Linked DNA regions of Homo sapiens: region 2 is linked to region 1. Evidence: read pairs that join two places in POLR2A ChIA-PET (ENCODE). Cell type or tissue: MCF 10A. All regions are shown on one strand. Each heading gives the region's core, and the rest is flanking DNA. Links, peaks and the distances in the headings are about the cores only. Region 1 overlaps LOC105374542 (a long non-coding RNA gene). Region 2 has its middle 58 kb from the start of LINC02357.

Region 1 (15,591 bases), core at 4,098-12,097:
TCTCTCTCTTTCTCTCGTACACACACACACACACACACAAAGTGATTTTTTAAATTTATTTGTTTATCTTTGAGACAGGGTCTCACTCTGTCACCCCGGCTAGAGTGCTGAGTGCTGTGGTGTGCTCACTGCCCACTGCAGCCTTGACCTCCCAGGTTCAAGTGATCCTCCCACCTCAGCCTCCCAAGTAGCTGGGACTACAGGTGTCTGCCACCACGCCTGGATAATTTTTTAAAATTTTCATAGAAACCGGGGCTCGCTGTGTTGCCTAGGCTGGTCTGAAATTGTTGGGCTCAAGCGATCCTCCTGCCTTGGCCTCCTAAAATGGTGGAATTACAGACATGAACTACCGTGCCCAGTCCACAAGTGATTTACATGACACGACCTTTCTGGAATTCTATAAACACAGGATATGCAACACGGGTTAACCACTTGTCTAGGAAAGAAAACAAGCAGAGAGTTGCCCACAGAACACATCTTAACATTTGGGCTTCTATGTATGCCAAGAAAGTGATCATTTTGAGTCTTTGCCTGAATAATACCAGGACCTTGAAAGCGCAATTGCTATTTTAAATGGATGTTGCTTATTAACAGAATACAGAATGAATTATGGCCTCTGAATTAAGCTCTTTTATTGTTGACCTTGCTCTTCAGAGAGGGTGTGGTAGGTAACCAATGACAAGTATGTAGCGTATATTAGGTACAAAGAAAACTATTCTACTTGGTCAAAAATAGAATATAAACATGAATGGAACTTATTAAAATAAAACTATTTGTTATTCATCAAAGTAAAGAATAAGATATTTAATAGTCATATATGCCAACCTCCTTAAAACTTGTATGAAATAGAGCGGCGAATAAATCATTAAATAAATGCCCTAAGTATTGTCCTTCTTTGCTAAACCATTTGATTGACATTGAACCTGATTAATATCACCCTAACTTAAGGACACCATCCACCGTCCATAAAGCCACATTCTGCTGTTGAATGTAGCTTTATGCTCAGCAGCTACATTCAACAGCAGAGTTTTAAGCTCAAGTCTTCTCCCAGCTACCTAATGCTAAAAAAAGAAAAAAAGAGCATTGTTAGAGGTGGGGTAGGTAGGGATGTGACTAACAGCCTTGTGTTCCTGTAATTATAGCGGGAGATTGCTGTGCCAAATATTAGGAACTTTTCTGTTCTACAGAAGAAATTACATCAGGAAGCTCAGCAACTACTGGTAATTACAGAAATTGCCAGTTCAAGGAATCCAATAGTCCCTCTAAACTCCACTTAAGACAGGCCCAAAGGAAAGACATTCAGTGGAGGTAGAGGAAGTGCTTTCTCTCCATTCACATTTATGAACTCATTTGGGCTCATTAATTCAGGTGCTCTTATAGTAGTTCTAAATGGGAGGAATCTGTTTTCTCCATTACTGATATCAAATGAGCATTGCAGGAGTGAAGTGATTTACTGTGGTTATACAATTATATCCTTCCTCTAATTTCACCCCAGGGGTTAACTACAGCATCAAAATCTGAGAGTGGATTCAGCAGAGGGGCTCAGATTGTAGAGGCAGGAAATCCCTAAACATCCTTGAATCATATGATTATTGGACCAGCCCACACTGAGTGGCTGAAGATCCACAATTAACGGCCCTCATCCAAGTCCCAAATCAGCCTTGAGCTTGATGTCCTGATGCCACAGGGCTATGGGGAAGGAGGTGACCTCCAGAAAACCTGCTGCCTTTACAGGACCAATTCTGAGAATTGGGTACAGTTGGGTAGAGTGTGCCTTTGAAATCTCTACCCATTCTTTCCTCTCTTCTACTGCCATTAGTATCTTCCTTCCAGTCACATCTCATCAGGGTTTTGATCCTACACTCCATCACATTAGTGCCCAACTTTCTGCTTCCTAAAAAGCAGACTGCTACTTTTTTAAGAAGCAGAGAGTTGGGCACTAATATGTCCACTACTACTACTACTGCAACAACTACTAGCATTAACTACTTACAATGAGATAAAACAATTCATGCCGTGAATGGAAGGGAAGAAGCATCTTTCTCCCTCACACGTATGTGCATGTGTGGAAGACCCACACACACCCATGCACACACACACACCCACACACACACACACACACACACACTGATGCACCCTTTCTTCCTGGACAACGGCCATATACTTGTCATTTCATTCCACAAAGTCATTCTCATTGGAGGAAATGTAAGCCTAGTGGAGGGGAGAAAAATGTAATGTCTTGTCATTTCCCTGCTGAAATGTTTTCAGTGATTTACGGCTCTTTGTCCCAAAGCCCAAAACCCATTAATCCAGAGGAAATGTCCAGAAGGGATCATTCCTAAGAAGGGCAAAGCCTGGTGAACAGAGTAATACCCTCCAGGGGTTCACGGTTTATCCCTGATTCCTCTTTCCGTCATCAGCCCTATCCAACCCGGTGGCAGGTCTTGTTAGTCCTATTGTTAAACTATGCCCACATGTAATAATTTTTTTTTTTTTTTGAGACGGAGTCTTGCTGTGTCTCCCAGGCTGGAGTGCAATGGCGCGATCTCAGCTCACTGCAACCTTCACCTCCCAGGTGATTCTTGTGCCTCAGCCTCCCGAGTAGCTGGGATTACAGGCACACACCACCATGCCCGGCTAATTTTTTTGTATTTTTAGTAGAGACAGGGTTTCACCATGTTGGCCAGGCTGGTTTTGAACTCCTGGCCTCAAGTGATTCACCCACCTCGACCTCCCAAAATGCTGAGATTACAGGCATGAGCCATTGCACCCAGCCTACATATAAAAATTTTGACCATCTTCCTTCTACGCCCTAGTCCGGGGCACCATCACCTCTTTCTAGGTACCTGTGTTACCTTCCCTGCTTCTCCCGACCTCTACTCCACTCCCGTCCCCTACAATCCACTCTCTACACGACATCTGGAGTACTTTTAAAAATGTAAATCAGATCATCTTACTCCTAAATTTAAAACTTCCCAGCCGGGCGTGATGGCTCATGCCTGTATTCCCAGCACTTTGGGAGGCCAAGGCGGGTGGATCACAAGGTCAGGAGTTCAAGACTAGCCTGGCCAAGATGGTGAAACCCTGTCTCTACTAAAAACTACAAAAATTAGCCAGGCATGGTGGCAGGTGCCTGTAATCCCAGCTACTCGGGAGGCTGAGGCAGGAGAATTGCTTGAACCCGGGTGACAGAGGTTGCAGTGAGCTGAGATGGTGCCACTGCACTCCAATCTGGGCGACAGAGTGAGACTCCATCTCAAAAAAACAAAAACAAAAACAAAAACAAAAACAAAAACAAAAACAAAAACAACTTCCTGGCCGGGTGCCATGGCTCATGCCAGTAATCCCAGCACTTTGGGAGGTTGAGGTGAGCAGATTACCTGAGGTCAGGAGCTCGAGACCAGCTTGGCCAGCATGGTGAAACCCTGTCTCTACCAAAAACACAAAAATTAGCTGAGTGTGGTGGCACATGCCTGTAATCCCAGCTACTGGGGAAGCTGAGGCAGGAGAATTGCTTGAACCTGGGAGGCAGAGGTTGCAGTGAGCAGAGATCGTGCCACTGCACTCCAGCCTTGGTGACAAATCGAGACTCCATCTCAAAAAAAGAAGAAAAAAACACTTCTCATATACATGTCTATTATTTTTGTCATTCCTGAATTGTTTTGCCATCATAATTAGCATTGGAAAATCTTTTAATATAAAAACTCTGTGCTTTTTATTTTTTTATTTCTTATTTTGGAGACATGGTCTCACTCTGTCACCCAGGCTGGAGTACTATGGCACAATCACAGCTCAGTGCAGCCCCGAACTCCTGGGTTCAAGCAAACTTTCTGCCTCAGCCTCCCAAGTAGCTGAGACTTTAGGCATGTGCCACCAGACTTGGCTAATTAAAAAAAATTTTTTGTGAGGACAGGATCTCACTATGTTGCCCAGGCTGCCCTTGAACTCCTGGGCTCAAGCAATCCTCCTGCCTCAGCCTCCCAAAGTGCTGGGATTACAGGTGTGAGCCATCATGCCAAGCTGACTCTGTGCTGTCTTGCAATAAACAAAATAAAAAAAAAAAGGAAGCTGAGGGCACCACCTTCCAGATGCAAGAGATGGGGTGAGTGGTAACACCTAGTAAAGGGGGGAAACCTAGCAAAGCCCTGAGGCCTGCAGCTGAGGAAGAAAAGGGAATGCTAAGAGCCTACTTGGGCCTGAGGAGGAACCTGGGTTATGCAGTAGAAGGACCCCAACTGGCCTAAGAGCCCCTTCAGAGTGTGGCTTCTGCTTACCTTTCCAGCCTACTCTCCCATTCTCACTCCCCTCCCTGTACCTTGTGCTCCAGCTATATCCAAGTGTCCATAGTATACAGATCCAAATATGCTATCTACCCTAATGAACCAGCAGTCCCATTTCTGGGTATAACATCAGAAGGAAACCATATATCAAAGTGATATCTGCATGCCCATGTTCATTGGAGCATTATTCACAATAGCCAAGACATGGAAACAACCTAAGTGTCCACTGATGGATGAATGGATTAAAAAATTGTGATACACATATATATATATAAACACACCATATATATATATATGTATATACCTCACACATACACACACACCACAGTTTTTTAATACATACACAATAGAATGTTATTCTGTTAGGATTTTGGCCAGGCTCAGTGGCTCGCACCTGTAATCCCGGCAATTTGGGAGGCCAAGGCAGGTGGCTCACTTGAGGTCAGGAGTTTGAGACCAGCCTGGCCAACATGGTGAAACCTCGTCTCTACTAAAAATAACAAAAGTTAGCTGAGCCCGATGGTGGGCGGCTGTAATCCCAGCTACTCGGGAGGCTGAGACAGGAGAATCGCTTGAACCCGGGAGGCAGAGGTTGCAGTGAGCCGAGATTGTGCCACTGCATACCAGCCTGGGCAACAGAGCTAGACTCCATCTCATAAAAATATATATATTATTCAGTCATAAAAAAAAAGTGAGGAAATTTTGCCATTTGCAACAACATGGATGCAACTTGAGGCCATTATGCTAAATGAAATAAGTCACACAGAGAAAGGCAAATACTGTGTGATGTCACTTTTATGTAAAATCTATGAAGTTGAACTCATAGAAGCAGAGAATAGAATAGAGGTTGCCAGGGGCTGAGGAGTAGGGAAAATGGAAAGATGTTGGTCAAAATGTACAAACTTTCAGTTATAAGATGAGTAAGTTCTGGAGACTAAATATAAAGCATGGTGGCAATAATTGCCAATACTGTATTGCACACTTGAAATCTGCTAAGACATTAGATCTTAAATATTTTCACCACACATTAAAAAAAGTAAAAGTGTGACGTGAGGGATGTGTTAACTAACTTGATTGTGGTAATCATTTCACAATATGTACATATATCAAATCGTCACATTGTACACGTTAAACTTGTATGGTTTTATTTGTCAAGTATACCTCAATAAAACTGGAAAAAATAAAAATATATGTAAAACCTTAAAAAACAAACTGAAGGGCTGGACGCAGTGACTCACACCTATAATCCCAGACCTTTGGGAGGCCGAGGCAGGTGGATCAACGGAGGTCAGGAGTTCAAGACCAGCCTGGCCAACATGGTGAAACCCTGTCTCTATTAAAATACAAAAATTAACCAGGCATGGCAGCGCATGCCTGTAATCCCAGTTACTCAGGAGGCTGAGGCAGGAGAATCACTTGAACCCAGGAGGCGGAGGTTGCAGTGAGCAGGGACTGTGCCACTGCACTCTGGCCTGGGCGACAGAGCGAGACTCCATCTCAAAAAAAAAAAAAAGTCATTCATACCTGCTTGTCTTGTCACTCATTTCCTTTGCTTAGAAGGACCTTCCCCACCTTTTCTTATTAGTGAGTATTTATTCTACAACTCCCCAGAATAGATTTCCCACATGACAATTTGATGTCTTGATTTTCTGCCCTTGCTCTGAAGCTTGTACAATTGTTAAGACTGTTCTTGGACTCTAAATGACAACTTTGTGATAACATCCTTCAGTACTTTCCCAAATTTTGAAGTTTTCTCTATGCCATGAAAATTAATATTTGTATTTCTGTTGGATGCAAAAAGTTATACTGAACAATATCCTGTTGTGAATAGACCTCAATGATGCAGATGTTAACCCATAACCCAGAAGAGAATCTTAATATACTAGTCATTCCAACAAGTGGCTTCTCCCCCTACTCGCCTCTTTCTCTGGACTCTGGATTGTTCCACAAAGATTAACACTCATTTTCTCTGCTTTTTTTCCATGCACATTAATTTTGTCTTTCTGCAACACTTCTGAAGCAGGTATTATAGAAATATGGGTAATAAACAGAGAGCAAAGCCTTCTAAGTGAATACCTATTTGCTCACAGCCAGTAAACAGCATTCAAGGGGAATGCTTTCTATTTTTTAAAATGAAGGATTATTTACTTTAGCATATCTGCTTTCTTAGAGGAAGACCAGCTGGTTTAAGAAATAAATAAAGGCTATTAATCTTTATGTATTTCATTTACGATTCTCTTCTCGAAGGAGGAGACCCATTAATAGAAACCTTTATAAGTACTGTAATATTAAATAAAAGTGCACTAAGTTATCTACTTTTAGAGGAATATTTAGGGTGTAATTTTCAGCCAACTGGAGAGAACCTAACAAAACTCGAGTGCTTAAAAGAAGGCATGTTATCGCTGAAGTTAAACTTGATTTCTTTTATGGCAGAACTGGACAGCTGCTCACACCTGCCTTAACTTTTCTTTTTTCTTCAGCCTAAAGTTATCTATTCCAGGATTCTATGTCATATGGTATAAAGCTTTGGTTTCAATCAGTCACTAACATAGAAGCTTGGATATATTTGGAATTCCTTTTGGGGGAAAAAATTGGCCAAAGCTTTTGATAGCTTTGCTTCTCACACCCAGGCCAAACTGGGCTGGCTCTCTACTGGGACAAGAATGCATATTGGCATCTCATCCTTAAAGCCACAGAGTCACAGCATATTGGTCCAAAAAGGGTTATTACAGCTCATGCGGTCTAACTTTTTTTACTTTTTTTTTTTTTTTTTTTTAGACAGGGTCTCGTTCTGTGGTGCAATCATAGCTCACTGCAGCCTCAAACTCCTGAGCTCAAGTGAACCTCCTGTCACAGTCTTCCAAGTAGCTAGGACTACAGGCATGTACCACCATGCCCAGCTAAGTTTTTTAAGTCACATGTAGAGATGGGAGGTGGGGTCTCGCTGTTTTGCCTAGGCTGGTTTCGAACTCCTGGCCTCAAGCAACCCTCCCACCATGTCCTCCCAAAGTCCTGGGATTTCAGACATGAGTCACCATGCCCAGCCTAACTTATTTATTTTATATTTTTCTTTAACTTTATATTGGCATTCCTTGCTCTCTTTTAGCAAAGTCCTTAATTAATTGACAATATAGAATATTTATATTACAGGTAGGTACCTGTTACAAGATGCCAAGACAAATTAACAAGATTTAGCAGGTCATTCAAGCACTCTCACAACTCTGATACTTGAGAGACAGTCCACCAGACAGATCAACCTTCAATTCCTGTATATTCTCCAAGTTCTATGCCTTAATTTGGTAAAGACATTAGAGAGAAAGGTACCTGGGCCACCTTTCCTCAGCTTCTTCCTCAAATATATTAACCAACTTACAGGTGAGGTGTGTCCTCTGTTTACATTCAGGGTTAATATGAGTACATCTTTTGCAAGCGTGTGATTGAAGATACTGACCACAATGTTAAGCGGTATTAACTCTACACAACTCCACGTGATAAAGTCCTTCTTGAATTTAGCTTCAGGCAATGATAGCATGCATGCTCACTCTTGTCAGAAAGTGAAATCTCTGCAGCCTATCACGCTTCTCTTTTCACCTCTGCTGCCAGAAAGATCTGAACCAAATTTATTGCCAAGTGTTGTAATATGATCATTTCTGGTGCCTAGAATTATTTACTCCTTTTTCTTTTTCTTTTTTTTTTTTTTTTTTTTTTTGAGACCAAGTCTCACTCTGTCGCTGAGGCTGGAGTGCAGTGGTTTGACCTGCATACCACTCTCAGGTTCAAGTGGTTCTCCCACCTCAGCCTCCCAAGTAGCTGGGATCACAGGCACCTGCCACTGTGCCCAGCTAATTTTTGTATTTTTAGTAGAGATGGGGTTTCACTATGTTGGCCAGGCTGGTCTTGAACTCCTGACCTCTAGTGATCTGTCCACCTCGGCCTCCCAAAGTGCTGGGATTACAGGCATGAGCCACCAGGCCCAGCCCTACTCCTCTTTCTTTCTTAAACATTTTATTTGTAAACTGCTTCAAGTAATTTTGGAAGTATGTAAGTTAAACATAAAAAAATTTAATAAAATAGGTAAAAACAATTGGTAGGAAGTAAGGAATAGTCAATCTTCCTAATGAAACTTTTCTGTGCAAAGGCCTTCATGCCAAGTTTCTCATTTGAAGGATGGTGAAAAGGCCTTATGCTTTGTGCTGGGCTTAATCCCCAGCTATACAACTTACTTGTTAAATAACTGTACAAAAGTGACCTCGCTTCCATTTCCTCATTTTTAAGTGGGGATATTAATGCTGTTGTTCCACTGGGGGGTTGTGACAACCCAATGAGAAAACATGGGGAAATACTTTCTAAACAGTGAGTCACTCTAGAAATGTTGGTTGTTATAACTTCCCTGTCTTGCAGGGCTGAGCCACTCTAGTTTAAAGAATACGTGTTTGTGAGGGCTTTTAAAATAAACTCACAAATAAATTTGCAAGTTCTTTGATACTCCTTTCAAGAAGTGGAGCCTAATTCTTCTCTCCTAGGGTGTGGTCTGTAGTCAGTAACTGAGTTTTAGCGAATTCAATGTGGCAGCAGTGACAATGTGCAACCCGTGAGAATAAGTCATTACATGCATTGTGGCTTCCTCCTTGCTCTTGCTCTTAGATCACTCATTGCAGAAGAAGCCAACTGCCATGCCAGAGGGGCACTCAAACAGCTCTGCAAGGAAGTCCCTGTGATAAGCAACTGAAGACTCTGCCATCGGCCATGAGAGCGCCACCTTGGAAACAGATTCTTCAGCCTTAGTCAAATTTTCAGAAGACTGTATGTCCAGCCAACTTCTTGACTACAATCCCTTTATAGATCCCAAGCTAGAACCTCCCAGCTAAGCCACTCCTGGATTCCTGACCCTGAGAAACTCTGTGAGAGAATAAATGTTTATTCTTGCCTTAAGCTCCTAAATTTGGAGGTAATTTGTTACTCAGTGATATGTAATTAAAAATGTCTGTAGTTATCTACCCATCCTTTTGGAGAGCACTACTGAGGACTAATATCAGACTTTATACTCTTCCCAGATGTTATCATTGAAGGATATTCAAGTACTCAAATATCTTAGGATCATTGAGTGGGAAATCACCTCAGAGTCATGTGCAGTTTCCTCATTTTGCAGATGCAAATGCAGAGAAGCAGAGAGAGTTCAATGAGATGCTCAAAGACATTTAAATAAATGACAAAATTAGGCCTAGACCCTTCCCTGGTCTTCTTCTATTGGAGTTCTTCTTTCTCCTTCTTTCTCTTTCCCTCCCTCCCTCCCTTCCTTCCTTCCATCTTGCCTGCCTGCCTGCGTTCTTCTGTCCTGCCTTCCTGCCTTCCTCCCTCCCTTTCTCGTTTTCTTCTTTCTTTCTCTTTCTTTTCTTCCCTCCTTTCCTTCCTTTCCTTTCTTTTCTTTTCTTCTCTTTTCTTCTCTTCTCTGCTCCTCCCCTCCCCTCCCCTCCCCTCCCCTCCCCTCCCCTCCCCTCCCCTCTCCTCTCCTGTCCTTTCCTTTCCTTTCCTTTCCTTTCCGAGGCAAGGTCTCACTTTGTCAGCCAAGCTGGACTGCAGCAGCATGATTACAACTTACTGTAGCCTCCATCTCCCTGACTCAAGCGATCTTCCCACTCGAGCCTTCTGAGTAACTGGGACTACAGGAGCATGCCACCATGTCTGGCTAATTGTTATTATATTTTTTACTTTTTTTGCTAGAGATGGGGTCTCGCTATGCTGCCCAGGCTGGTCTCAAACTCCTGGCTTCAAGTGATTCTCTTACCTTGGCCTCTTAAAGTGCTGGGATTACAGGCACGAACCACTGTGCCCAATCTTTTCTCTCTTTCTTCTTTTTCCAATGACCTAAAATACTCCTTTATTTTTGAGCACAGATCTCAGAACAGTGACATGGTTTAAAATCAATACTCTCTTTTTACCGTAGCATGCTAGCTCTTTCCTTTGTCTTTTTCACCTGAAAATGTGCCAACCTAAAGCTTTTAGTTTAGGCCAGGTGCGGCGGCTCACGCCTGTAATCCCAGCACTTTGGGAGGCCGAGGTGGGCGGATCACCTGAGGTGAGGAGTTCGAGACCAGCCTGGACAACATGGAGAAACCCCGTCTATATGAAAAATACAAAAATTAGCCAGGCGTGGTGGTGCATCCCCGTGATCCCAGCTACTTGGGAAGCTGAAGCAGGAGAATGGCTTGAACCCAGGAGGCGGAGGCTGCAGTGAACAGAGATAGTGGCCACTGCACTCCAGCCTGGGTGACGGAGGGAGGCTCCGACCAAAAAAAAAAAAAAAAGAGGTTTTACTTTACAACATCATTTTACAAAAGAAAGGGTGCCCCTCAGATAAAGAAATTGCACATAATTAATATATATTGACATGAACACCTGCTGTTTGTAAGATGCTGTATGGAATCAAAAAATTTAAGCCTAAATTCTGGTCCTGAAGTTCCCCCAATCTGGTAAGAATGGGATGTTCTATGTGCAGTCAGAACAATGAATTATAGGATATTGAAGGACAGAGAGATCACATGTGAGATTCAAAGCTTTAAGCCAAGAGCTTAAAGTACATGAATTATTTTGTTTGTCTCTTTTTTTTTTTTTTTTTTTTTTGAGGCAGGGTCTCGGTTTTTCATACAGGCTGGAGTGCAGTGGTGCGACCACAGCTCACGAGAGCCTTGATTTCTTTGGCTCATGTGATCCTTCAGCCTCCTAAGTAGCTGGGACCACAGGTGCTCACCACCACGCATCTGGCTAATTTTTTATTTTTAAAGAGACCTGGTCTCACTGTGTTGCCCTGGCTGCTCTCAAACTCCTGGGCTCAAGCGATCCTTCCGCTTTGGCCACCAAAAATGTTGGGATTACAGGCGCTAGTCATCATGCCCAGCCCACAGTACATGTTCTATAATTACTGTCCCACGTGATATTTAAAGCCAGTCTTCCAAATTAATATGGTAGGATGAAAACATGTTTTAAAGATTTTTAGCCTAAGCTTTCACTCTGCCGCCCAGACTGGAGTGCAGCGGCACGATCATAGCGCACTGCAGCCTTGAATTCCTGGGCTCAAGCAAGTGTACTGAGCAGCTAGGACTACAGGCATACGCCACTAAGCCCGGCTAATTTTTAAAAATAATTTTTTGTAGCGATGGGGTCTCCCTATGTTGCCCAGGCTGGTCTGGACTAAAATTTTGAATACTCTCTCAGTGGGTAATTTCACTCATATATCCAACAATTTGCTGTTAGTCTTTGGGTATACACATAGTAATTTATATTCAGACAGGGATGGCTCGAGAATTTCTGCATAAGATTGAATTAAAAGGATTGCATTCTGGTTGGAAGATGCTTCAGGAAACTTGTCTGGAATGCATTTGATAATGTGCCACTTTTTTTTTTTTTTTTTTTTTTTTAACGTATCAGTATCATTAAGCAGGTAACATGCCATTTTTACATAAGGGTTTTGGTGTGAGGTGTAGAGTTGATGGCAGTCACTATTGATACCAATGTTTTGTCTCCCTTCTCTCACATTCTATTTTTTTCAAACTGTAATATTCATTTATTAAAATTTTGAGGCAGAGAGATCTTGGAGGAGACTCTTTGAAATGACAGTAGGGGTTTTACCAGCACCGGATGTAGATAGTTGTTCTTATACTAGAGGTGGCAGGAATGAAATGGGGTAGAGATAATATGCGTTTATTGTTTGAAGCGGCTGTGTTTTGGGGTAACTTGTTATGCCCTAATAGATAACTGAATGGAGGTGGCAGATGCTACTAGTTCCATAACACTGGGGCCCAGTTATCACCATGGTAAGTGGCGGGGGTGGGGGCGGAGGGGTGGAAGTTTAGAATATTTATCTGAGACTGGGCCTGCTATACAGAAATGCCTTTCCGGAGTCTGGACACTGAGATATATGTTTGAATAAAAAGTTAAGTTTGGCCGGGTGTGGTGGCTCACACCTGTAATCCCAGCACTTTGGGAGGCCGAGGTGGGCGGATCACAAGGTCAGGAGTTCGAGATCAGCCTGGCCAATATGGTGAAACCTCATCTCTACTAAAAATACAAAAATTAACCAGGCGTGGTGGTGGGCACCTGTAGTCCCAGCTACTCAGGAGGCTGAGGCAGGAAAATCACTTGAACCCGGGAGGTGGAGGTTGCAGTGAGCTGAGATTGTGCCACTGCACTCCAGCCTGGGTGACAGAGTAAGACTTCATTTCAAAAGAAAAAAAAAAAGTTAAGTTTAACCTGTTCTGGGGATGGAGGACACACAACAGACTGGTTGTTGTTGTTTTTAATCTCAAACAAAAGACTTTAAAAAGAGTTCAGCCGGGGGCACAGTGACTCACACCTGTAATCACCGCACTTTGGGAGGCTGAGGTGGACGAATTTGAGGTCAGGAGTTGGAGACCAGCCTGGCCGACATGGCGAAGCCCCATCTCCACCAAAAATAGAAAAATTAGCCAGGCGTGGTGGCACATGCCTGTGATCCCAGCTACTCGAGAGACTGAGGTAGGAGAATCGCTTGAATCCAGGAGGTGGAGGTTGCAGTGAGCTGAGATCACGCCACAGCACTCCAGCCTTAGTGACAGAGCGAGACTCAGTCTCAAAAAATAAAATAAAATAAAAATTAAAATAGAGTTCATATGGACCAGAAAAGATGCTTTGCAGACACACTCAACTTGGTAATGTCAGTTTCTTACCAATAATAATTGCAAAACCAAAATTGTTTTCACTAAGTATGAAGTTGGAGGCTGAAGAATCTCAATTATGGGAGAGTTAGTAAGTGGAAGACAACCTTTAAAAATGCAACAAAGAAGCTGTTAAGGAAATACATTAGAGCATGTTCAGATGAAATAGGGTGTAAAGTCAGCAGTCCTGTATTTCCTAGCCTTTATTCTCTTCACAGCTTATTTCTCACTTTTAGATTTTGTAGTCAGGCAGTATAACATATAACAATAAGATAAATACTATTAAGAAGAATTTTGCAACTTGAGAGGTGCTTTCAATAACCACTACCATATTTAATCGTGTATTTTGGATATTGTAAGAAAATGGAAACTTGGGGGTTATTGACCTACCCAATAGCATTTGCCTCCAGCTTAAATCTTTTGGACACCTTCCAAACCATAAAAATCATTGTATTAAATAGGCCAGGCGTGGTGGCTCATGCCTGTAATCCCAGCACTTTGGGAGGCTGAGGCGGATGGATCACGAGGTCAAAAGATCGAGACCATCCTGGCCAACATTGTGAAACTCTGTCTCTACTAAAAGTACGAAATTAGCTAGGCATGGTGACACATGCCTGTAGTCCTAGCTACTCGGGAGGCTGAGGCAGGAGAATCGCTTGAACCTGGGAGGTGGAGGTTGCAGTGAGCTGAGATCATGCTATGGCACTCCAGCCTGTGCGACAGAGCAAGACACCGTCTCAAAAAAAAAAAAAAAGTTTAGTTAAATGTATTCAGCAGGAAAGAAGAGAAAATCAGTAGCCTCAGGCCCCTTTTGCTTTAGAAAATCCTATATCTTTATTTTATTTTATTTTATTTTTTTGAGACAGAGTCTCCTTCTATAGCCCAGGCTGGAGTGCAGGTGCGCCATCTCGGCTCACTTCAACCTCCGCCTCCCGGGTTCAAGTGATTCTTCTGCCTCAGCCTCCAGAGCAGCTAGGATTACAGGCACTTGCCACCACTACCAGCTAATTTTTGTAGTCTTAGTAGAGACGGGGTTTGGCCATCTTGGCCAGGCTGGCCTTGAACTCCTGACCTCAGGTGATCCACCCACCTCGGCCTCCCAAAGTGCTGGGATTACAGGCGTGAGCCACTGCGCCTGGCCCAGAAAATCCTATATCTTTAATTTAAAAATAAGAGGCCGGGAGCGGTGGCTCCTGCCTGTAATCCCAGCACTTTGGGAGGCCGAGGCGGGTGGATTACGAGGTCAGGAGATCGACACCATCCTGGCTAACACGGTGAAACCCTGTCTCTACTAAAAATAAAAAAATTAGCTGGGCGTGGTGGCAGGTGCCTGTAATCCCAGCTACTTGGGAGGCTGAGGCAGGAGAATGGTGTGAACCCGGGAGGAGGAGCTTGCAGTGAGCCGAGATTGTGCCACTGCACTCCAGCCTGGGTGACAAAACGAGACTCCATCCCAAAAAAAAAAAAAAAAAAAAAAAAGAATCTACACTTAAAACACAAAGGGACAGTATTTTCCTGGACTCAACTCTGTATTTCCTTTTATTATTATATAATATAAAGCTATTATGAAATACATGAAGCTCCGCCAGGTGTGGTGGCTCATGCCTGTAATCCCAGCACTTTGGGAGGCCAAGGTGGGTGGATCACCTGAGGTCAGGAGTAACAGACAAGCCTGGCCAACATGGAGAAACCTCGTCTGTATTGAAAATACAAAAATTAGCCAGGAGTGGTGGCATGCGCCTGTAATCTCAGTTACTCAGGAGGCTGAGGCAGGAGAATTGCTTGAACCCGGGAGGTAGAGGTTGCAGTGAGCAGAGATCGCGCCATTGCACTTCAGCCTGGGCAACAACAGTGAAACTCCATCTCAAAAAAAACAAAAAGAAAAAAAAAAGAAATACATGAAGCTCATTTGATTTGTTGTAATTTAAATTTCTTAGATCTTTATTCGAATATGAAATGTGTCATTCAACTGTTATGTGGGTGCACCAGTTTATTTTTTATCAGATAATTTTGTTTTTTAATTTTCATGTTCCCATATTTAATGCTAAACTGGAAATTAAGATTCAAGAATAGTCTCATAATAGCATGCGGATTTTGACATGGTGTTGGCACTTTATCCCAGAAAAAAAATAAATGCACCAGAAATGGACATTTTTTTTTCAAGGATTTATTTTGCTTGGTGACATGATCCTACTATCAATAGCAAAATTCCTTTTTAGATGATTCACAGGCAAGATTTACATTAGCAAAAAAAAAAAAAAAAAAAAGAGAGAGAGAGAGGATTACGAATGAAGGCAATTATTTACATTTTGTAGAATCCCTTGAGAAACTGACTCTCTTCCTAGATAAACACATACATACACAAATACACATAAAGTTTGCATGAAAATCTGTCAGGGGAAGTTGCCCCTGGTCTAGATAATTTGGAAAGAATGAAGCACTTTATTTGAGAGAGCTCTATAATTCAAATAGAATAGGAGTGTTATATTAGAACAAAGGAGTTTTAAGAAATAACTTTGTAAGACTAAAACTAAGAACTGTTAAATTAGCGTAACTCTTCTGTCCAGACATCTTCAAGGAATTAGAACTCCAGTGGCTGTGATTATTTACGTGTAGCTCAT
Region 2 (15,591 bases), core at 4,569-12,568, 160 kb after region 1:
TTGGGGGTGTGCCCATGGAGCTGGGGATAGATGGGAGAGGAGGGCTGGGGAGCCAAGATCTTGTGACCTGGGAGAGAAGGGATTCTTTCAGCTCCCTGGATTGTGAAGCTGGGTCCATGATATGGTTTCATTGTGTCCCCACCCAAATCTCACCTTGAATTGTAATAATCCCTATGTGTCAAGGGTGGGCCAGGTGGAGACAATTGAATCATGGGGATGGTTTCCCCATACTGTCCTTGTGGTAGCGAATAAGTCTCACGGGATCTGATGGCTTTAAAAATGGGAGTTCTTCTGCATAAGCTCTCTTGTCTGCTGCCACGTAAGACATGACTTTGCTCCTCATTTGCCTTCCACTGTGATTGTGAGGTCTCCCCAGCCATATGTGAGTCAACTAGACCTCTTTCCTTTATAGACATACCTTTTACAGTCTCAGGTATGTCTTTATTGGTAGCGTAAGAACAGACTAATACAGTCCATCTCTGAGCTTCTTCTTCAAGCAGAGCTGCCAGGTATGACCCACCACATGTGGGGTTGACCTCTTCAGCTCCCATTGCTTGGGTGTTCCTATGTCAGAGGCTGTTGCAAACTTCCCAGGCGAGCTGTGAAGTTCAGCGCGTGATGGTCAACAAGTAATGAGCATCCCTTCCTCCTCACAGCTGAATGCAGCTCCTTCTTCCTCAATACCTAGCCAGGCCTTTTAGGTTTCTGCCAAACAGGACAGAGGGAAGTTTATTGGTAGAAGCTCCGAGGAGGCAGGCTGGAAAGAGCCTCAGGCCTAAGGTCAAGCCACTTGGGTTCATATCTCAGCTCTTCTGCTTGCAGGATTTATGACCTTGGGCAATTGCCCAACCCACTGGAGCTCGGTTTCCTCAGCTGTAAAACGAGGATTGCTAATGTTGGCCTCATCTGCCTCACAGGGTTGTTGCGTTTAAATCCCATGTCCACCACTTCCTATCAAAGTAGCCATAAATCATCCTCAGCTTTCTCATCTGTAAAGTGGGGATACACACACTCCTTCAGAGGGTTGTGGTGAGGGTGAAATGAGGGGACGGATGCAAGTTGCTCATCACAATGGGGCTATGAGCATTGGTAAGTTCCAAGGTGTGCTAAGATCTGGAATTAGGGAAGAAGGTGCAGTTTTCTTTAGTAATGGAGAGAGATGTAGACCCTCTTAAATCCAAGTCTCCCTGTGGGGCACATTGAGGATGTTGAGGGGTGAATAGGACCACAGATCCCCAGGGTACAGAATTCAAGAGGCAAGGCAAGCTGTCTAAGGATGTCAAGGAGGAATGCAGTGAGGAAGGAGGCAGACCAAGGCCTACCCTGGGGACTTCAGGAAATGCTGCAAGGTGAGCCCCCGAGCTGCAGAAAGAACTGTGGTACCGAAGACCTGCCACTGCCTCTGCTGGAGTTGCTGTGTCTCAGGGCGAGTTTCCTTTAGATGATGGTCGTTCATGCCATCATGGAGACTTGACGATCTTGAGATCCCAAATGTCAAAGCTCCTGGTGACCAGCTCTTTCAGTTCATGCACCTGCAGCCATTTCCTCACAGCACACCCAGAGTTCCAGGGCCACTGTGTGTGTCAAGTACTTGGGTTTGTAAAAACCAACTCCTTCAACGAGTTACCTGCTCGTTGAAGGAGCTAAGCTCCTCAAAGGGTAGCTTCCATTTCTATCGGAATCTCCTGGGGATCTTTGGTAAAACGCACATTTCTGGACACCATCCTGGAATGAGAATGGGCTAGGGAAGCACTGGGAAGTTGCATTTGCAGGGAGCACCCATGTGGGTCTTCTGGCAGGAAAACCATTGGCCAAAGGAAATAAATGAACATTTTATTAACCACTGAACTCTCCTTACACTTTCTCCATGAGACAGTCCTCCACTCTCAGGGCTGACTTCATGGGTGTGAGACTGGAGCACTTGCACGGGGCCTGTGCTTAGAAGTGTCCCAGCCAGGGTTTAATACTCTGTTGTCGCCATCTTGAAATTCTTAATAGCTTTTGAACAAGAGCTTCCTGCAAATTATGTCTCAGGTCATGTCCTCTAAATAGATGAGAACTGCAGAAAGGATAGACTTGCCCAGGACCACAGGGCTAAGTTGTGAAAAGGCGTTTGGTATCCTGCTGTGTTTGATTCCAAAGCTCTGCTATCCCATGACGTTGAGACCCAAAAAGAATGAACTCTAAATAGGGTTCATTTAAACCCTCTAAATAGTAGTGTTTCAGATTTCAACCATCCTGTCAGGACCCAGGAAATTTCAGGGGGAGGGGAGGACCTCTTCCAGGAACCCTCACACTATACCAGGTAGGTTACTCATAAGGATAATGATGATTTATAAACGTATTCAACTTTAGGGTAGGGAAGCTTCTATGCAGCTCCCTCTGACAGTCCCTGTTGGAGAGCTAGGGTAGAGAAACCCTCTGTTTCCTTCCTTCATCTTTAAAGCTTTGCTATTCAGAGAAAATAAGGCAAAGAAGCAGAGTAGGAGTGGATAGAATCTAGAGTCTGAAGAGGGGGCTCTAAAGCCAGCTCTGTTACCTACTAGATCAGCGGTCCTCCACCTTTTTGACACTAGGGACCACCTGGTAGAAGACAATTTTTCCATAGACTGGGGGCGGGGAGGGGAGGAAGGAAACTGTTCCACCTCAGATCATCAGGCACTAGTTAGATTCTCACAAAGACTTCACAACCTAGATCCCTCATATGTGCAGTTCCCTATAGGGTTCACGCTCCTATCAGAATCTAATACCACTGCTGATCTGATGGGAGGCAGAGCTCAGGTGGTAATGCTTGCTCACCTACTGCTCACCCGCTGTGTGGCCTGGTTTCTAACAGGCCATGGACCATATGGGTCTGCAGCCTGGGGTTAGGGGCCCCCTGTGAATAATAGTAGAGCAATGAGTCCCTTGAACTCTGAGTCTCAGTTTTTTGTTTGTTTGTTTTTTAGTAGAGATGAGGTCTTGCCTGTTGCTCAGGCTGGTCTTGAGCTCCTGAGCTCAAGCAATCTGTCTGCCCTCACCTCAAAGTGCTGGGATTCCAGGCATGAACCATTGCACTTGGCCTTGAGTCTCAGTTTTTTATCTGTAAACTGGGGTGATGGAAACACAACGAATTCCCAAAGTCAAGATGAGGGTCCAATGAGCAGACATACGTGAAAACAGTATGTAAAGGGCTGTCTCAGATGATGGCTATTGCTATGACAGTTGACTGGTGCATGTGCAAGGAAATGGTTTGGCCAGAGAGGACACCTGCCTGGGTCACACCGAGGTTTCACCTCAGGGCAGGCACCTCTGGTGGCCTCAAGGTGGAGCTGAAGCTCAGGTGTGACCTGGTTTGGGAAAGACGTAGGAAGGCTCATGGAACCCAAAGGGAGGTGGCTCTTGGCTTTTCTGCCACAAAGGGAGGCAGAGCTACCAATAACAGTACGAAAACCCACCTATGATGGAGCAGGGCCTTAGGGATTTAGAAGCACAGACACGGGCTTTCTGGTTGTTAGGTAAGGACCCTGCCCCCTCTTGCATCAGGGCTGGGATGTGGGGTGGGGGGGTTGAGAAGTAAAGAGTAACAGAAAAGAGGCCCCAGAGAAAGAAGTTGGTTACACCCCAGTGACAGTGGTTTTGTTTTGTTTTGTTTTTGAAGCAGTTTTTGCTCCAAATCTTTACTTTTAGACTGTAGGGCTAAGTCAGTCCTCTGAGGCTATGGCCAGCGAAGACCCAGGGGTTTCCTGGAAGAAAAGGGTATATGAGTCCTGGGGCAGAGAGAGAGGTACAGTGCAGCGGGAGGGCAGGTGGTCCCAGTGGCTCCCAGCTTCCACAGCCAAGGGTGGGGCCTCCCAGAAGCCTCAAACCCACACTCCTGGGCAGACAGCTCTGGAAGGAGCAGGTGCCATGAGCAGCTCTGGGAGGAGCAGGTGCCATGAGCAGCTCTGGAAGGGAGCTCAGGTGGGCACACCTGGGGGTGGCTGAGCCCACCCTAATTAGGCTCAAGGTCCAAGAGATACAATAATTGTCTGATGCTGGGGGAAGAGGGTTCTTACTGAGTTTCTTAAAGTGGGGCCCAAGGGTCCTTGAGTGCCTGCAGGTGAATCTTGGAGTCCACAGAGTCTCTGTGAGAATATTTAAATTTTGTGTTTTCATATGGATGGTGACCTAAAAAAATAGTTAGTCAGTCTAAGCATAGACTGGGTCATATGAATTAGAGACCTTCAAACTTTTTTTTTTTGGCAGCCACCCACAGAAGGAATCCATCTTACACAGTGGCCCAGTTTCCGTCACTGATGTCCATGCACAAATAGAACTGACAGACAGCCAGTCTAGACCAGTCCAGGTGTACCAGTTGTGAAAATACTATAATACTCCAAACCACTTGAGAAATGGCTCTGAGCCTACGTGTCACCACCCTACCCCGCTAATAGTCTTGGTACTTCCTCGGGGATTGCCTTCAACTACCCCCGAAAGCACCCACCAGTGGTGGTGAGGGGAGAGGTGGGATCTATTGGTTTCCTGTGGCTGCTGTAACAAACAACCACAAATGGGGTGGTTTCAAAAACAGAATTCATTCTCTCCCAGCTTGGGAAGCCGCAAGTCTGAAGTCAGTTTCACTGGGTCAAAACCAAGGAGTCAACAGGGCCACCATTCTGTCTTGATCAAATCTCCCTCTGTCTTTCTCTTATAAGGATACCTGTGATTACATTTAGGGCCCACATGGATAATCCAGGAAAATCTATCCATCTCATTGTCCTTACTTTAATCATATCTGCAAAGACACTTTTTGCTTATAAAGCAACATTTGCAGGTTCCAGGGATTAGGACCTGATATCTTTTGGGGTCACTATTTAGCCTATTTCAGTGGGCTTCCACGGACCTTCCCCAGAAGCAATACTGGCATCTGTTTGGATTGGTTATGTGAGTGTGTGTGTCTGTGTGTGTGTGTGTAAAACAATTTTCTGAATACTTATTCTGACACCACGTAATACTTGATATTTTCTCTTTTCTGTAACATTTTTTAAAAAATTGCTTGTAACAGCTTACTAAATTGATCTCATGATGCAGGGATGTGACTGCATAGGGATGTGACCCAGTTTGAAAAACATGGCAACCACCTTGTAACCTAGTAACCTACTAGTGCCACAGCTTCCGCCGCCTGTGCTGTGTTTTTATCACAATGGCACTCAACCTAAATTATCACAGGCTAATGAGAAAAGAACGCAGGGAGCCTCGATATGTAAATGATGCGTTTCTGATAAGCTGAGGCCAGTTGGCATGTTGCACAAATGAAGACTAGACCGTAGCTTGGATGGCAGAAAAAGATGGGAGAATCAATCCTCACGTGGTACATGATGGCACAGGCATGCTAAGCTTAGAAGATCCCAAGCCATCGTGGCCCATGCCACAGTCACATTCCACGCCGAAATGTAATTTTAGCAGTTTCAAACAGCATCATCTGCCACATTAAATTAACACATTAAATTAATGAGGATTTTGTAGTGTTGCTTGTACTCTATTTGTAAGATTCATTTTTAAAAATCATGTGAGAGCTGTAAACCTAAGGATTTTTAAAAACCTGGTTTATATTTGTACATTTTCAGGTGATGAGATAAAAAGAAACATAATTCACATCAACTCTCACAGAGTGACGGTGGTAAAGGAGTGCACAGAATTTTTTTCTTCTCATAGAAAAAGGAGTAGATCATTGAAGTTTAGGAAACACTGTGGTGTTACGGGGAGAGTAATGGGAGTCGTGAATGTGGAAATACAGAGAGAAAATGAGTGAGAAAGAGAACAGGAAAAGTGGCAGGACTCGGTTGCTGCAGCTTCAGTAGAGGACGTGAAGCTTGAAAAAATAAGGACTGAGACCAGGCAGGGGAGACCTGAGGAGCGGCTGCAGCCGGCATGCTTCTCAAGACGTCCCTGCCCACAGAAGCTGACAAACCCAAGCAGACAAATTTGGAGTTCAAGTAAGAGAATGATTCAAAAATGGACCAAAACTGAGGCCTGTCCTTAATTACTCATAGTGAGAAGATGTAACCACTCCTTGGGGAGGAGGATGGGCAGTGAGCACTCAACTCCTGTGTTGTATCTATCGAGGTGAACTATGTGCTGGCCTAACTTGCCTGTTCAAGAAGGTGCGGGTGTATGTATTTAGGTAGGTACCACCTCTTGATTTGCTTTGATTCTTTAAAAATAATCCCTCTGAGGCTGGGCATGGTGGCTCATGCCTGTAATCCCAGCACTTTGGAGGCCGAGGCAGGAGGATCACTTAAGGAAAGGAGTTTGAGACCAGCCTGGCCAACATGGTGAAACCCTGTCTCTACTAAAAACACAAAAATTAGCTGGGCGTGGTGGTGCACGCCTGTACTCCCAGCTACTAAGAAGGCTGAGGCAGGAGAATCGCTTGGACCTGGGAGGCAGAGGTTGCAGTGAGCTGAGATGGCGCTGCTGCACCCCAGCCTGGGAGACAGAGAGAGACTCCATCTCAAAAAAATAAAAATAAAAATAAATTAATCTCTCTGCCATCAATATTAAAGAAATAAAAAAAAAATTCAGGTGATGTCCACCTCCATCCTAGATAGACCATCTTGAGTCTGCTGTCTGGAGGCTAGATAGGGAACACCCAGGAATGAACAGGCCGGGTTGCCATTATACAGATGCTGGTTGCTGAAAGTCTTCAACTGTAAACTAGGTGGATTTGGAGATTGATAGGTAACCCCGTCTTACAATAGCATCATCATATCTATAATTTAAGAGTTGTAAGGGACAGTAAGTTCATAAAAACTCATTGGTTTTTCAGATGAGAAAAATGAGGTCCCCCAAAGTAAGTTATTAGTTAAGGTTATTTGGCATGCAGGATGGAGCAAAGATGAGAACCCAGGACTCTTGACTTGCAGCTCAGAGCTCTTTCCACTCAACTTTACTCCAATTTTACTTAATGTTCATGCTTTAGAAAATATCCACTATATGAAATAGATGTACAACACCAATGTGTAGTCACTTTGAAGTACTTTTAGGGTCCACATATTTAAGGACATATTTTTGGATACAGATACTCTTAGGCTCCTTTGAAATGATTCACGGCAGGGTAGGATGGAAAAATCACTGGGCTGGGAAACAGAACACCTATTTGAGGTGCTAAGCTGGCCACTTACTGATTATTAATTTACTTCTCTGAGCCTCCATTTTCTTATCTGTAAAATGGGAATGACATCATTTGCCTTGACTCCCTCATTGAACTAATATGAAGATGAAGTGAGACAATGTAAGTGAAAGAATTTGTATTAATAAATTGTTGAGCATTTTCAGACATTGTATTAGTCTACTTTCATCTGCTGATAAAGACATACCCACGACTGGGTAATTTACAATGAAAAAGAAGTTTAATGGACTCATAGTTCCACGTAGCTGGGGAGGCCTTACAATCATGGCAGAAGGTGAAAGGCACATCTTACATGGCGGCAGACAAGAGAGAAAATGAGAGCCAAGCAAAAGGGAGAACCTCTTATAAAACCATCAGATCTTGTGAAACTTATTCACTACCATAAGAACAATATGGGGGAAACCACCCCCATGATTCTATTATCTCTCACCAGATCCCTTTCACAACATGTAGGAATTGTGGGAGCTACAATTCAAGATGAGATTTGGGTGGGGACACAGCCAAACCATATCAGACATCATCTCATAAGATGCCCGTTTAGTCATCAGAATATAGGCTAATTTGGAATAGTGTATATTGTATATCATACTGTATAGTGATTGAGAAGGAGGGGATTGAGCTCAAATCCATTTACAAAGTGTGGGATTTGGGGCATAGCTACTTCATTTCTTCTGTTCCTCTATTTCTTAATGTGTCAAATAGGGATAATCAGAGGGTCTATCTTGCAGGGTTTTTGTGATGGCTATATAATTTAATTCCTGTAAACTACTGCTTGGCACATAGAAAGTGCTCAATAAATGTTTGCCATTATTATTATCTTGCAAACTTGCTGATGGTGATGTCTTTTTCTTTGTTGTAGGTGTTATTCATTGTCACATTTGTGTGTGCTTTAAAAGTCAGCAAACTTTCAGTGCCCCTGGAGGCCATAGGTAGAACCTCCACACCTCTTCTGGGAATCCTTCCATTTTTAGTATGAAGAAATAGGAACAACAGAGCTGCCTTCCAGAGCCAAGTTGGCAACTAAACCCACCTGCTTCCTGCCTTCCCAAGGCCCAGCTGACATCAGTGGGAGCCTCACCTATATGAGGAGGGACTAGTATTTGCCTTGGCCTGGCTGCTGCTGTTATCTGAAAGGCAGCAGGGGCCCCAGGCCATGCCATCTCTTGCAGGGATCCTGGCAGAGCACACAAGTCAAACAGGATCAGGGTGGGGCATAACTTGGCCCAGAGAACCCACTGACACCAGCTCATGAAAGGTGGGAGCAGGGAGTGCCCCAGATGAATCAATGGGTGGCATGTTTCCCTCTGAGCAGCTGCCAAAAATGCCTCTCAGGCATCTGGTTAAGAGGCAGTGAGTACATGGGGTGGCTGGGAGGCCAACCTCTTTAGGGCCACAATGATTTATCTCATGTCTCTGTGTACATATGTTTCCCTCTACTTGGAGTGTCTTACTCTACTTACCTGCTGGGCAAAACCCTATTCCTAGCTCATCTTTCAAGTCCTAGTTCAAGTCTATGGGGAACCTTCCTGGGATCTAATAGGTAGATTTAGGTGTTTTGTTCCCTATACAAACTGTACTTATATATTTACTCCACCCACTTTATGCTGATATACTCCATCTTACATACTTATATACTCCATCCTCTGTACCACATTACAATTGTTTATTGGTATATGGGCAAGACATGCCATCATGCCTGATGCCTACCAAAAGATTTTCCTCCAGCTCTGCCCACAGACCCTGTCAAACTGGTGAGGCTGGGAGAGAGTGCATTTCTACCACATGATCCTGCTACCCAACCATAGCCAAGGAGAGCCAATCTCCATATGGTTGGTGACCTTTGATGTGGACTAGGTCAGATCAGATTCTCACTGTCAGTGATTTGAATTGGGAAAGACTTTAGCAATGAGCAGCAGCAACGGAAGCTGAAAGGTCATGAAATACAGAAAGATCTGATGTAGCAGATGCTGTGATGTGCTGCCCGGATTCCTCTTCAGGAATGATAGATTTCTTCTCTGTGCCACTGGGAGTGCTGCCAACAGACAGCCCTCAGTTGCCAGCTGTCTTCAGGAAGCATCTCTTTTAAAGAAAGTCACCCCACCCAAGATCATGCACCCTTCCCAGGGAAGCCCATATCCAATGACTGGCTGAAATTCTCAGTGCTATCTCAGCTTCAGAGTGACGTGTGTGGTCGGCTGAATCCTTCATCAAGACTAGGGGCACCACACATCCCTGTGTGACTGGGATAGAGTTGTCCTTTAAGGCGTAATGACCTTTTAAGCTCAGTCCATGAAGTTCATGAAGACTCTCCTGTAATGGCAGCTGGCCTTAAATTCTTAGGCTTTTCCACTGTCCATATGGTTCTCTGTGTTCCTACAATAAACTCAACTTATTTGATGTAACTGGAGTAGACTTCTTACCTTTGCATTCAAAAGCACCTAAGTAGATGATCATTTTTGCATTAGGAGGGAATTTGGTTGTTGACCACAACCCACAGAACCAATGCTGGCCGCCTTGAGGGAAATAAATGAATATATTGGGATGATATTAGAGGTTCTCAAAATCAAAGAAAGGCTGCAGAACAAGTTTGGAAAATGAGCAGGGCATTAGTTTGACCTGCCACCAGTATCATAATGACTATAACCTACAGCTAGAGCCAAGTTTCTTACAGCACTTTCAAGAGTCCACGTCCCAGGAAAGCATCTGATTGGCTAAGCCTAGTCATATGCCCACCTGTGCCGTACCAGAAATGGAAAAGGGAAAGAGAGAGGAGTATCTGTCTCTTTTGGCTACTGTAGTGGGAGACAGGCTACCCACCTCAAAATACACAATGGGGGATTCCCCGAAAAGGGGAGTGATGGGCTAGGAGGAAGTTGGGGTTGGGGGCGGGAAGCCAAAAAACAACAGATGTCTTCAGCAGTGTCTGTCTCCTTCCTAGGCTAAAAGCCTCCATAAGAGGCAGGGACTACCAATTTTCATCTTTGTATCCCAAATCCCTAGTGCCTGGCACTAAATAGGTGTTTCTTTAAAAAGTGCAGACTTTTTAAAGTGCTTGATCTTTTCCATTCAAGGAATTGAATACATCTGGAAAGGCTGGTGTTTGCTCCTTCAGGAATGCAAAGATGGATTTTTTTTTTAAAGCAATTCTTAAGGGCTTTAAAATCTAGATGTAAGGTTGGAGCACACAGGCAGTGATACATCTATATCCATACACATTGTGTGTGACAGACACCATAGAGGAGAGGTGTATCCCCATCCGCACACCTGGAGAGAGCATGTGGAGGAGCTGTTATGCTGCCTCTCCAGCTGCATTGTTCTTATGGGTGGAATCCTCAGGCATCCTATAATCCGCCATGAGGGTGCCTGCTGGTAACTAAAGAAGAGGGACGATTTTTTTTTTTTTTTGAAATGGAGTCTTGCTCTATTGCCCAGGCTGGAGTGCACTGGTGCCATCTTGGCTCACTGCAACCTCCACCTCCCAGGTCTAAGCGATTCTCCTGCCTCAGCCTCCTGAGTAGCTGGGATTACAGGCATGCACCACCACACTCAGCTAATTTTTGTATTTTTGGTAGAGATGGGGTTTCACCATGTTGGCCAGGCTAATCTTGAACTCCTGACCTCAAGTGATCCACTCCCCTTGGCCTCCCAAAGTGCTGGGATTACAGGTGTGAGCCATTGCACCTGACCCAAGAGGGCCATTTTTCTCCCTGTTCCAGATATCTTTTTGGCTGCTTTCTCCAAAGGAATTACATGTGAAACCTGCCTTCCAAGAAAGGTTAAACAGCCTTTTACTCAGAGATTACAGGATACATAAAAACATTCCTCAGTCAGTAGTGTAGAAAAATCAACCTTTGCACTCCCAGGCTGGCTCCATCCACTTCCTATAAAAGTATGTGTGGTGGAGAGGGGACTTCACTGCCTACATCACAGGGTGCCCCATGAGGGGCTCCATAGCCTTCAGCAGCTACCCACATGTTGCTCAGAATATAGCCTACATTTCCCAGCCACCCTTGCAGCTAGGTGTGGCCAGATGACTAAGTTCTGGCCAATAGGATGTGAGCAAGAGGGATGACTGCAATTCCTGACTGGTGTCCTTAAAGGGAAGAGATGTGTCTTTCCTCTCCCCTTTTCCCTTCCCCCTTTTTCCCTTCCTACTGGCTGGATTGTGGACATGGTAGTCAGTCATCTCAGACCATGTGCCCGAAGACAACATCTTAGGGGTGGCAGAATAGGATAGAAAGTGTCCGGGCCTCTGACACATTGCTGTTGCCATAGCAGTCCTGAACTACAGTCGTGTGCCACATAAGGACATTCGGTCAATGATGAACTGCATATGGGACGTGGTCCCATAAGATTATGTGAAGCTGAAAAATCAACATCATAGCACGATGCATTACTCACGTGTTTGTGGTAATGCTGATGTAAACAGACCTATTATGCTGCCAGGCATATAAAAATATAACACATACAGATGCGGTAAACGGAACACTTCTACACCACTTGTGGGACTGTAAACTAGTATAATCACTATGGAAAAAAGTGTGGAGATTCCTTAAAGAACTAGAAGTAGAACTGCCATTTGATCCAGCAATTTCACTACTGGGTATCTACCCAGAGGGAAAGAAGTCATTATATGAAAAAGATGCTTGCACACTCATGTTTATAGCAGCACAATTCACAATTGAAAAAACATGGAACCAACCCAACTGCCCATTAATCAACGAGTGGATAAAGAAACTGGTATATATATATATATATATATATATATATATATATATATATATATATGATGGAATACTACTCAGCCATAAAAAGGAATGAGTTAATGGCATTCACAGCGACCTGGATGAGACTGGAGATTATTATTCTAAGTGAAGTAACTCAGGAATGGAAAACCAAGCATTGCATGTTCTCACTCATAAGTGGGAGCTAAGCTATGAGGATGCAAAGGCATAAGAATGACACAATGGACTTTGGGGACTCAGGGGGACAGGGTGGGAAAGGGGTGAGGTATAAAAGACTACAAATAGTGTGCAGGGTATACTGCTCGGCTGATGGGTGTCCCATAATCTCACAAATCGCCACCAAGGAACATATTCCTATAACCAAACATCACCTGTTCCCCAATAACCTATGGAAATAAAAAATCTAGCACATACAATTATGTACAGTACATAAAACATGATAATAATAAATGACTATGTTACTGGTTCATGTATTTACTATACTTTTTATTGTTATTTTAGAATGTATTCCTTCTACTTATTTAAAAAAAAGTTAACTGTAAAACAGCCTCAGGAAGGTACTTCTGGAAGTACAGAAGACTACTGTTATCCTAGGAGATGACAGCTCCATGCCCCTGAAGACCTTCCAGTGGAACAAGATGTGGAGGGTGAAGATAGTGATATTGATGACCCTGACCCTGTGGAGGCACAGGCTAATGTGTGTGTTTGTGTCTTCGTTTTTAACAACAAAGTTTAACAGTTTAAAGAAAGAAATAAAAATGTTAAAAATAGAAAATAGCTTATAGAATAAGGGTATAAAGAAAGAAAATATTTTTGTATAGCTGTACGATGTGTATTTTAAGCTGTGTTATTATGAGTCAAAAAGTTTTTTAAACATTAAAAAGTTTATAAAGTAAAAAATTATATATAGTAAGCTAAGGTTAATATATTGTTGAAGAAAGAAAAAAAATTCTTTATAAATTTAGTGTAGCCTAAGTGTACAGTGTTTATAAAGTCTACAGCATATAGTATAGATGGTAATGTCCTAGGCCTTCGCATCCACTCACCACCTATTCAGACTCACCCAGAACAACTTGCGGTCCTGCAAGCTCCATTTATAGTAAGTGTTCTATACAGATGTACTATTTTTAAAAAATATTTTATACCATATTTTTGCTGTACCTTTCTATGTTTTGGTATGCTTAGATACACAAATGCTTCCCATTGTGCTCTGGTTGCCTGTAGTATTAAGTACAGTCACATGCTGTCCAGGTTTGTATTCTGGGAGCAATAGGCCACACCATATAGCCTAGGTGTGCAGTAGGCTACACCATCTAGGTTTGTACACTAGTATATAAGTACACTCTATGATGTTCTCACAATAACAAACTCCCCTAATGACACATTTCTCAGAACATAAACCCGTTACTAAGCAATGCATAACTGTATTTATGCCCAATCTGTTCCTGAGAGGGGAGTGTGCTTCTTGTTTGTTTATGTTGCTGCCATTTTGAGTTTCTGTTAGAGCAGCTAATTCTAATGAGGAGGGTCGGCCGACTATGGCCAAATCTGGCCCACCATCTGCTTTTGTAAATAAAGTTTTATTGGAACACAATCACACCCATTCCTTTTTGTATTATTTATGGCTGTGTTCTCCCTGCAATGGTAGGTTGCATTAGAGACCATATGGTTCACAGAGTCTACAATGTTCCCTCTCTGGATCTTTGCAGCCAAAGTTTGCCAGTTCCTACTAGATCCTACTCATTCATATGTATATCAAAATATTAGTGGTGTTTACTTCAGGATATGTTACTCCTTCCTTATGTTTCTCTATATTTTCCAACTTTATTCCAATAAATGTGTTTTACATTAATCATCTCCAAAAAATTCCAAGAAATGTTAATTTAAAATGTTTAAGCGTTCCTCCTAACCAGTTCTCATTACTTTGATCACTATATCTTCCTCCAAATATCTCTGCCTCGAATGGGTGAGTTTACTCCAGAGTCTGCCCTATTTGAACCTACAATACCCACATTCTAATTGTCGCTCTCTGGCCTGCCAGAAACATATGAACCACTCACCAGTTTGTGCAGAAATACTGGAATTTGGTATTGTTTGTGGTAGGATGCTTTTGGTTCCTTGTAACCCAAATCAACTTAATGGGAATAATATTTGCTGTTATTATTGGACAGTCCAAAGACAGGACTCACATCAGATATGGCTTGATCTAGGGTGCAAATCAGGACTCTGTTTTTCTCTTGATCACTTCACTTTGCTTATCTCTAATAATCTGTTTTATCCTCATTGGGGTTTATGTGCCCTAAAAATATGGCTGCTGGAAGGCCAGAGCTTGCATCCTTTGGCTAATAATTTATAAATGTGTCCATATATAAAATTTCAGAGATGATTCTGATTAGCCTTGCTTGGGTCAAAGTTTATGCCTGAACCGATCATGTGCATAGGAGAATGTAATCATTTGAATGGCTAGGTGAAGAAGTTCAAGGTCAACAATGGAATGTGTTTCTCCCATGAAAAAGTGGCTTTACTACCTAAAAAGAAAAAAGAGGACACAGGAGATAAATACAAAAAAAAAAAAAAAAAAAAAAGAGAGATACTCACTCCAAGCAACTTGAGGTTCTTGTGTGTAATCTTAATTGCTTCTGGGTGTGTGACGTAACATTTATTTGAAGATTAATGTGCAGTTCCATTTTCTGATTGGATGCTACTTGATTATTGTTAAATTACTGTGTCAAGCTCAACACATCACAATACCTATGTGAACTCAGGATAATTGTTTTTTTTCCATTTTGGTTAAGACTATGATTTACAGAGTAATTACGTCTGGTTGAAAACTGAAGTGTAGGTAACAACTAGTTTCCTCCAAAAAGCAGGCTATAAAGAGGCAGTGTCAGGAAGCAGTGGACAAAGGGTGGAAATAGGAGTTAGATGATGGAGACTTGAGGCTCTGATCTTCTCCTTCTTAGGGGGTCATGAACAACTTATTTAGTCTCTTTGAGACTTGGTTTACTCTTCTCTAAAATGGGGATAAGACTGATCTCATGATTTTTTCTGAAGATTAAATCTTTTCTGCCAGATGCTTCCATTCTAGGGTTTTAATTATTTGGGCACAAACTTGTCTCTGCCTATTTGGTTCTCAAGTTATTGAGAAACCCACGCAGGAGCACTTGAATAGAGATAATTTTTGTTGACAAAGTAAGATTCAGAGGTGAAAAAGCAGGGCAGCCCACTGGCTTCAGATTCTTTCCATTATGAGATTAAATATTTGCTTCTGCCCAGGGAGCTTGATGCATCAGGTGAGTGCTTGGAATCTATCATTTTCTGAAAATTTTGAAAGGACTCCTTGGAGGAAGTCAATCATTTTGCTAAATTGCTGCTTCAGTTACTGCCCACTTTTGAGAATGGTAGATAGTTTTTCCCTCTCCCTCTGCTTCTCCCCCTACCCCTCCCTCTCCCTCTTCCTCTTCTCTTCCTCTCCCTCTGCCTCTCCCTCTCCTTTCCCCCCTTCATCTCTCTCTCCTTCCTTCCTTCCTTATTTTGAAAAATGTATGTCCATTTATCTTGGTTTAATCACATAGGGCTAGATAAGAATAGCTGGGGCATCTCAGGAATTCTAATTTACACTTTTGCTTCTAAACTACAGTACTCTTGCCAGGCTTCATTCTGTCCACGCCTCAATGGTCTCATCTATAAAGC

What was found. Peaks named below come from ENCODE experiments on the same cell type or tissue, not always from the same donor. Only the 100,000 strongest peaks of a DNase experiment are listed, where the experiment ranks them.
Region 2: POLR2A ChIA-PET joins it to region 1 with 21 read pairs; 5 of 35 experiments call an interaction of 5 or more read pairs at or near these places.

Annotation. Positions count from the first base shown.
Region 1 is chr4:26,281,783-26,297,373 of GRCh38, reverse strand. It overlaps LOC105374542 (a long non-coding RNA gene), which reads left to right. Exons shown (of 2, transcript XR_925508.3): 2 at 8,925-9,221. It also overlaps a transcript of RBPJ not described here. Among named protein-coding and RNA genes, the nearest start is that of RBPJ, 31 kb to the left of the region's middle. RefSeq lists a silencer at 8,460-8,509 and an enhancer at 8,680-8,729. In MCF 10A, for the core only: no CTCF peak of the experiment used is centred there; a DNase peak (open chromatin) is centred at 7,783.
Region 2 is chr4:26,120,766-26,136,356 of GRCh38, reverse strand. It overlaps a transcript of RBPJ not described here. Among named protein-coding and RNA genes, the nearest start is that of LINC02357, 58 kb to the right of the region's middle. RefSeq lists an enhancer at 5,862-6,051. In MCF 10A, for the core only: a CTCF peak has its summit at 8,007; a DNase peak (open chromatin) is centred at 8,316.